2 separate regions of the Homo sapiens genome follow, and region 1 is linked to region 2. A link is an interaction called in ENCODE POLR2A ChIA-PET data of the cell type or tissue named here. Cell type or tissue: PC-9. All regions are shown on one strand.

Region 1 (4,000 bases), 74 kb before region 2:
AAATACTATTGAGCACCTCTACGTACAGGAACTATGCTAGGTACTGGGAATGCAGTTTTAAGTAAGATAGATTTTCTGCCTTCGATATTGTTAAGGTTTAGTCAGGAAGCAGGCACAGATAGTGATAGTATAATGTCATAAAACTGTTCCCCAGTGTATTAGGTGTTTTTTTTTTCCTGCAGTAATAAATTAAAATAACAAATTTATTATCTTGCATTTCTGTAGGTCAGAAATCTGACAGAGGTCCCACTGGGCTAAAATCAACGTGTCTTCAGGGATGTGTTCCTTTCTGGACCTGTGAGAGCAGAATCTGTTTCCTTGCCTTTTCTGGTTTCTGGAGACTACCCACATTTCCTTGGTTCATGATTTTTTTCTCCATCTTCAAAGCTAGTGTTTTCTGTTCCTTTCAGGCTGCCATCTCTCTGGTTCTCTGGAGCTGGAACAGGTTTTCTGATTTTAATTGATTAAATAACTGTGATTAGATTGTGCCCACCTGGATAATCCTGGGTGCAAACTTTTTCATTTTTACATCAAAGTCCTTAGCCACATCTGTAAAGTTCCTTTTGCCACGTAAGGTAACATATTCACTAATTTTGAGGATTAGGGCATGGACACATTTTGGGGTCCTTATTTCACCTACCATACTAAGGAAATATCAAAGAGTCTGGCACCTAACCCAGTTTAGGAGCCCAGGAAAAGCTTCGAGGAGCAGATCAGCTGGGTCTCAAACTGGGTGAAGCGGGAGTATGAGTGGCTGCTGGCTGGGTGTCAAATGAGTGAGGGAAAGGCATTTGAGCTAAGGGGAGCTACATGAGTATATATAGAGGTGTGAAAAAGAATGGGTTTTAACATTAATTTTTATTTTTTAAAGAATCACAAATCAGTAAAAATGTAGTATGAAATGGTAGCTTGGGGATGAGTAGGGATGGAGAGAAAGGTTTGATTATGGTGGGACTTTGCATACTGTGCTTTACAGCTTCAGTTTATCCTGTAGACAGTGGCATGACATTGAAGGATTTGAAACTGGCGAGTGACTTGATTAGATTTCACTTTAGGTAGATCATATTCAGCTGTCTGGAGGGGGAATAGGCTGGCGGTAAAGAGACTGAAAAGGCTTTTACTATATAGTTCAGGTATCTTTATATATAATTCAGCTGATTAAGTTTTTGGCTTAGGTGACTGAGTCATACCATCAGAGATAGGAAAATACAGAAAGAAAGCTATGAGAGGTGTAAGGTAATATTAATACTCTCCCCTTCACACTCCCCTTCCACACACACACACGCATGTGCTCAACCAAAGAATGAACCTTGATTAAAGTCAGCCTAAATTTCTATTTTTTTTCTCTAAAAGTAGCCATTTACCATCAGTAAATAAGCAGAACAGTTTAGGTTGAACTGTTATATTTTCCCTTCTTAGGAGCTGACTTTATTTCCTTTAGCATCCCCTTCACATTTACATAATGTTGACTGGACACATGTTTTGTCTTTCCTTGTCCTGTGGCTTTCAGTTCCACTAAATGATTTAAGAAATTAAGGCATTGTACAAGTCCATTCCAGTTTACTTTCTTCTTCATTTTGCTGTGGTGATTGAGCCAGTTTCTGGCTTTCCAAATAGCCCATTATTCAATTTAATGGACAGTGTAATCTTGTCTGCAGAAGGAACTTGTTATTTGAAGATATCAGAAACATTCCAGGGACATAGTTACTGGTTGGGAGTGGAATTTGTGTGTAGACCTGGTATTAAAAAAACCTTGTGGTTTTGCAGCATTCTAATGTATTGCATACCTAGGAATTCTAGCTATTTTGAAAGATGATTCTGTGGTTGGTCCAGTAGCTAAAAGGTAACATAACATTTGAGCACATGTGCCCAAATATGTTGTTTACCAGATGAATTAAGAGTTCTTACATTACACTGCTAAAACTATAAAATGTTTAAATGGTGATTATACTTTTTCATTGGGAAGACTATGCAGTAGGGAAGAATTACAATTTGGATTTAAAGTATTACATTCCCCTAAACAGATTTGGGGTTATAATTTTAATATTTCTAATTGAGATATGGGCTGCAGTCTACTCAGAGTAACTAAGAAATGTAATTGCCATGAAGTTCTGAGTAGATGTATATGACTTTTGGCTATATTAAGAGAATAGGATTTATCAGGGAATGGTCTGAATTTCTATAGCACAAGTTAACTGTAAATACTTTGAGAAAGCCACTAAATAGATTCATTAATGACCACATATTTATAGAACAGGAAAACATACGACTTATATTGATGTGATTTTTGCCCTTATAAAGAATTAAATATTAGAGGGCCGGGAGTAATGGCTTGTGCCTGTAATCTCAGCACTTTGGGAGGCCGAGGTGGGCAGATCGCTTGAGCCCAGGAGTTCAAGAACATCTTGGGCAACATGGTGAACCCCATCTCTTAAAAAAAAAAAAAAAAAAAGAGAGAGTTAGGGCATGTAGAACAAGAGTTTTAATGAAAAGATTTTTGTGTTTTGGCCCTTAACCTCGGTCTATAAATTCAGTTGTTGATAGCATAGTGCAGTTAATTTACAACTATTTGATTGTTTAGAAATGTATTAATTAAAATAGTTTTGCCCATAAAATGTTGCAAAATCTATAAATGGTTTCGTAAGAAGTACTATAAAAGAGGAGATGATAGAAGAGGGTAATGAGTAGAAGGGAAAGGTTTTATTAGCCTTTTGTTCTTCTTTATGCTACCTCCTTCTATAAAGTTGTTATTTCCTAGGTCATGTTTTATATTTCAAAGATTATTATTTTAATAATCTGTAGGGCTTTCTATTATAGATATTATTAAGGCAAATACCTCCAGGAAGAATAAGCAATAAGTCTGGGCATGGTGACTCACACTTGTATTCCCAGCATTTTGGAAGGCAAAGGCAGGAAGATAGCTTGTGCCCAGGAGTTCAAGACTAGCCTGGATAACATAGCAAGACTCCATCTATACAAAAAATAAGAAATATAGCCAGGCATGGTGGCACGTATCTCTGGTGCCAGCTACTCCAGAGGCTGAGGCAGGAGGATTGCTTAAGCCCAATATGTTGATGCTGCAGTGAGTTATGATCTACACTCTAGCCTGGGTAACAAAGCCAGACGCTGTCTCAAAAAAAAAAAAAAAAAAAAAAGAAAGAAACTCGACAGAATAAAAACAATTCAGATGACTATTTTCTTTTATTTTATTTTCTTTTTCTTTTTTTTGAGTCAGAATCTTGCTCCCAGGCTGGAAGACATGGAGTGCAATGGCGAGATCATAACTCACTGCAGCCTTGACCTCCTAGGCTCCACTGATCTTCTTGACTCAGCCTCTTGAGTAGCTGGGACTACAGGCATGTGCCACCACACCCAGCTAATTTTTAAATTTTTTGTAGAGATGTGGGGGTCTCACTGTTTTGCGGGCTAGTCTTGAACACCTGGCCTCAAGCAGTCCTCTCACCATGGCCTTCCACAGTGCTGGGATTGCAGGCGTGAGCCACCATGACTGACTGTTTTTCATTTCTTGACATTCATATCAATTGGAATAAAGTTAAGAGAAAGTTGCAAATTTCAAGTACCTTTTGTGTGGCTCTTTTTTCTTGTCTTTCTTTTTATAGTATAAGTATGACAAGACTAGATTTTCTTGAATCTCAGATTAAACCCAACGTGTCTTAATTAGCATTAGCAATTTATGGCAAAAGTCAAGGTTTGCCACAGTCTCTGCAGTTCAGATATCAGCTTTTCTTTTAATGGCCTTTATATATTGCTAAGTACAAAATATGCAAGAAAAAGACAACCTATGTTTATTCATTACACATAGATCATTGAAGTCATGAATTAGAAATCTGTACCTTAGAGCTGCTTGGACTACTAGAACCCTTGAATATTTTTCAATTTTACCTTTAACTAAAAAAAATTCCTTTCTCATCTGTACTTTAGGAGATTGCAGAATCTTGTGGCGAGGGTATTAAAACTGACCATTCAAAGTCATAGCCCA
Region 2 (4,000 bases):
AAGAAAACTAATTCATATTAGTTATCAAGAAATAAAAGCACAAAATTATTTGATTTAATGTAGCTTGATGTCCTTATTATATATCTTTCTAATTTTGTACTTCTAAGTTAATTTCACCTTAGGTCAGTATAGCATGTGAGAAAACTGCTTAATCCACAGCTACTCCAATAAGTAGAGTTTGGTCACCAGTAACAGAAATTTCTACCATCACTCCCTGCTCTTTGTTGTGACTGTTGGTCATCTTCAGTATTAAATGAGGGCTTGACCCTCAGTTTTTAGAAGTATAAGGTCTAAAATATCATATCCTATAATTATGGTATTATATGCTTAGTAAATATACCTATATATACTGCTTTTCAGTAATTGCTTGTTAATTATGTTAGTTGACGAATCTGGTTATGACGGTAACAGCTGATAATAAAATATGTAGATTATCTTAAATGCTTACCTCTCTAACAAAGCAATCTAACAGGTTCTAGATTTTTTTTTTTTTGGTATCGTAAATACTTATGAGAATCTATTGAAAGTTCTAGACCCTTTCTCTAGAAGAATTTATATAAACATAGGAAATTTTGCATACAATTTTATAGTGATACAGATTCCCCTAGACCAAACCATGGAACAAACACATACTCATACTCACACCCATGTTTGCTTTCATGAGAGGCAATCTGCTTAAATGTTTAGAGTGTAAGCTTTGGAGACAAGCAGACCTAGGTTTATATCCCAGTTCTACCACTTAACCTCCTTATAACCCCCGGTAAGTAATAAGTCAAAGCCTGTTTCCTCATTCGTGAAATGTAGATAGTAATAGTTAACACCTCCAACAGAAAAATGTAGAAACAGTACTTATTCTGTAAGGAGTGGTTGTGGTAGTGCTAAAGACCTCAAATCTAAAACACGTGGTCTTAGACTTCTCATTTTAATTTCTCTGTGCCCCAGATCCTCAACTGTAAAATGACTGATAGTAAAATTTTTATGGTTATATGGTTTATACTTACTTGAAGTCTTTAAAGCCTCCAGGGGTTTCCCTTCATGTTAGTGGAAGTTAAGGATGTGGATAATTCTGCTGTAGACAGTTTGTATAATTTATCATCCAACTCAGAACACTTTTGAGAGTGAAAGGAGATGCCCAATACTGGTTTTTTTTTTTTTTTTTTTGAGACCGAGTCTCACTCTGTCGCCAGGCTGGAGTGCAGTGGCGCAATCTCGGCTCACTGCAACTTCCGCCTCCCGGGTTCAAGTGATTCTCCTGCCTCAGCCTCCCGAGTAGCTGGGACTACAGGCGCTCACTACCACGCCTGGCTAATTTTTTTTTTTGTATATTTAGTAGAGACGGGGTTTCACTGTGTTGGCCAGGATGGTCTCGATCTCTTGACCTTGTGATCCACCCGCCTCAGCCTACCAAAGTGTTGGGATTACAGGTGTGAGCCACCGCGCCCGGCTGCCAAATACTTTTTAATAGTGTAGACCAGGACCTATCTTCACTCTAGCTATTGGGAAAGTGTGAAAGGTGAACTAGAGAAAGAACAAGAAAAATAGCCTTATCTAGCTGCTTTTATTTTTTTATCCAGAAATGTAATCCTACTCAATTTGCCTTGTATTAAGAATTGCTAGGGCCAGGCATGGTGGCTCATGCCTGTAAACCCAGCACTTTGGGAGGCCAAGGCAGGAGGATCTCTTGAGCTCAGGAGTTCAAGACCAGCCTGGGCAACATAGACCTCATCTCTACTAAAAAATACAAAAATTAGCTGGGCGTGGTGGCATGTGCCTGTTGTCCCAGCTACTTGGGAGGCTAAGGTGGGAGGATTGCTTGAGCCCAAGGAGGTCAAGGCTGCAATGAGGTGGGAAGTCAAGGCGACAGTGAGCTTTGACTGCTCACTGCTCCCTCCTGAACGACAGAGTCAGACCTTGTCTCACACACACAAAAAAAAAGAGTGAGAGAGAATTGCTAGAGAGTTGTTATGTTTATCTTGTACTTAACAAAAGATACAAGATTTCCCTACAAAAATTGTTTGCGGGCAAATAATTTTAATAATGAAAGTATCTGAAAATTCCTGTTTAATTAATAAACAATCATCTGTTTAGTCAACCCAAGTAATAGATAATATATAAATTCGAAACCTAAGGTCTGTGCATGGTTTTGGGAACCAGATACATGCTCCAGCTTTTTTTGTTTGTTTTCTGTCCTGCTACTTTTTAAAGAAGCTTTACTGAGCTATATTTCACATACCATAAAATTTACCCATCATTGTACATCTGTCACAACAAATCATCTATTTTTTTTTTTTTTGAGACGGAGTCCCGCTCCATCACCCAGGCTGGAGTGCAGTGGTGCGGTCTTGGCTCACTGCAACCTCTGCCTCCTGGGTTCAAGCAATTCTCGTGCCTCAGCCTCCCTAGCAGCTGGGATTACAAGCACGCACCATCACGCCCGACTGATTTTTGTATTTTTAGTAGAGAGGGGGTTTCACCATGTTGGCCACGCTGGTCTCGAACTCCTGACCTCAGGTGATCCACCCACCTCAGTCTCACAAAGTGCTGGGATTACAGGGGTGAGCCACTGTGGCTGGCCACAACAATCCATCTTTGGACCGCTTGCTTGTTTGTCAGTTGATAGGGTAGCAAATTTTTTTTTTTAAGTTCCCCAGTTCTAATCTTCACTCACACCCTCAACCCCAGGTAACCACTAATTTGCTCTCTGTCTCTGTAGTTAAACCTTTTCCAAAAATGTCGTATAAATGGACTCATACAATATGTAGTCTTTCGCATCTAGCTTCTTTTACACAGCACAGTGCTTTCAAGGCTTATCCATGTTGTAGTGTGTATTCGTAGGTCTTTATTTTTATTGCTGGGTAGTATTCCGGTATATGGAAATATCACATTTCTTTATTCATTCACCAAATGAGGGACATTAGGATTGTTTTCCATTTTGAACTATTAAAAATAATGCTGGTGGCCGGGCACAGTGGCTCACACCTGTAATCCCAGCACTTTGGGAGGCTGAGGCGGGCAGATCATGAGGTCAGGAGATCGAGACTGTCCTGGCTAACACGGTAAAACCCTGTCTCTACTAAGAATACAAAAAAAAAAAAAAAAATTAGCCGGGTGTGGTGGCAGGAGCCTGTAGTCCCAACTACTCAGGAGGCTGAGGCTGGGGAATGGCGTGAACCCAGGAGGCGGAGCTTGCTGTGAGCTGAGATCACGCCACTGCACTCCAGCCTGGGTGACAAAGCGAGACTCCGTCTCAAAAAAAAAAAAAAAAAAAAAAAAGCTGCTGCTGGCATTTGCCTGTAAGTCTTTGTATGGACATGTTTTCATTCTTCTTGGATAGATACTTATGAATGGAATGGTTGGGTTATATTGTAGGTATATGCTTAATTTTTTAAAAAACTGAAAACTGTTTTCCAAAGTGACTGTACCACTTTACATTCCCACCAGCAGTACATCAGTGTGACAGTCTCCCTACATCCTCCCCAACTTTGGTACAATCAATCTTGATTATAGACACTCTAATGGATGTGTAATATTACTTCATTGTGGTTTTAATTTGGATTTCACTGATAATTAATGATATTGAACATCTTTTCATGTGTTTATTAACCATTCAGATATTTTATTTAGTGAAGTGTCTATTCAAAGGACCTTTTGAAAACATTTGACTATTTATCTTCTTATTATTGAGTTGTAAGTGTTCTTTATATAGTCTAGAGTTTTTCTTGTGAGTTTTAAAAATAGTTTGGAGGGAAAGGGGACAAATGTTATTAATGACTTTTTTGTCAAGTCATGTTAGTAACTGTTGTACACAGTTGGAAATTCTGTGTCATTATTGTATTGAGGACACATACATACCCAACCACTATACCCCACCACTATATATCTTTCATTCCAACTTTAAAAAGACTTGACAACAAAAAAGAAATGAAGCATTAAAGCTACTTAATCACCAAAAATCCAAAAATTATAGGGCACACAGAGCCTAAGTATTTTAATGTGGCAG

Evidence for each region. ChIA-PET counts read pairs that join two places held together with the same protein. Peaks named below come from ENCODE experiments on the same cell type or tissue, not always from the same donor. Only the 100,000 strongest peaks of a DNase experiment are listed, where the experiment ranks them.
Region 1: POLR2A ChIA-PET joins it to region 2 with 6 read pairs; 6 of 35 experiments call an interaction of 5 or more read pairs at or near these places.

What each region holds. Positions count from the first base shown.
Region 1 is chr10:72,762,654-72,766,653 of GRCh38, forward strand. The region is part of intron 1 of MCU (mitochondrial calcium uniporter); the gene reads left to right. It overlaps LOC124902450 (a long non-coding RNA gene), which reads left to right. Exons shown (of 2, transcript XR_007062189.1): 2 at 226-4,000. Among named protein-coding and RNA genes, the nearest start is that of MIR4676, 44 kb to the left of the region's middle. In PC-9, no CTCF peak of the experiment used is centred here; a DNase peak (open chromatin) is centred at 1,728; H3K27ac peaks cover 1,525 bases.
Region 2 is chr10:72,836,715-72,840,714 of GRCh38, forward strand. All of the region lies in intron 2 of MCU (mitochondrial calcium uniporter), which reads left to right. Among named protein-coding and RNA genes, the nearest start is that of OIT3, 55 kb to the right of the region's middle. In PC-9, no CTCF peak of the experiment used is centred here; no DNase peak of the experiment used is centred here; H3K27ac peaks cover 386 bases.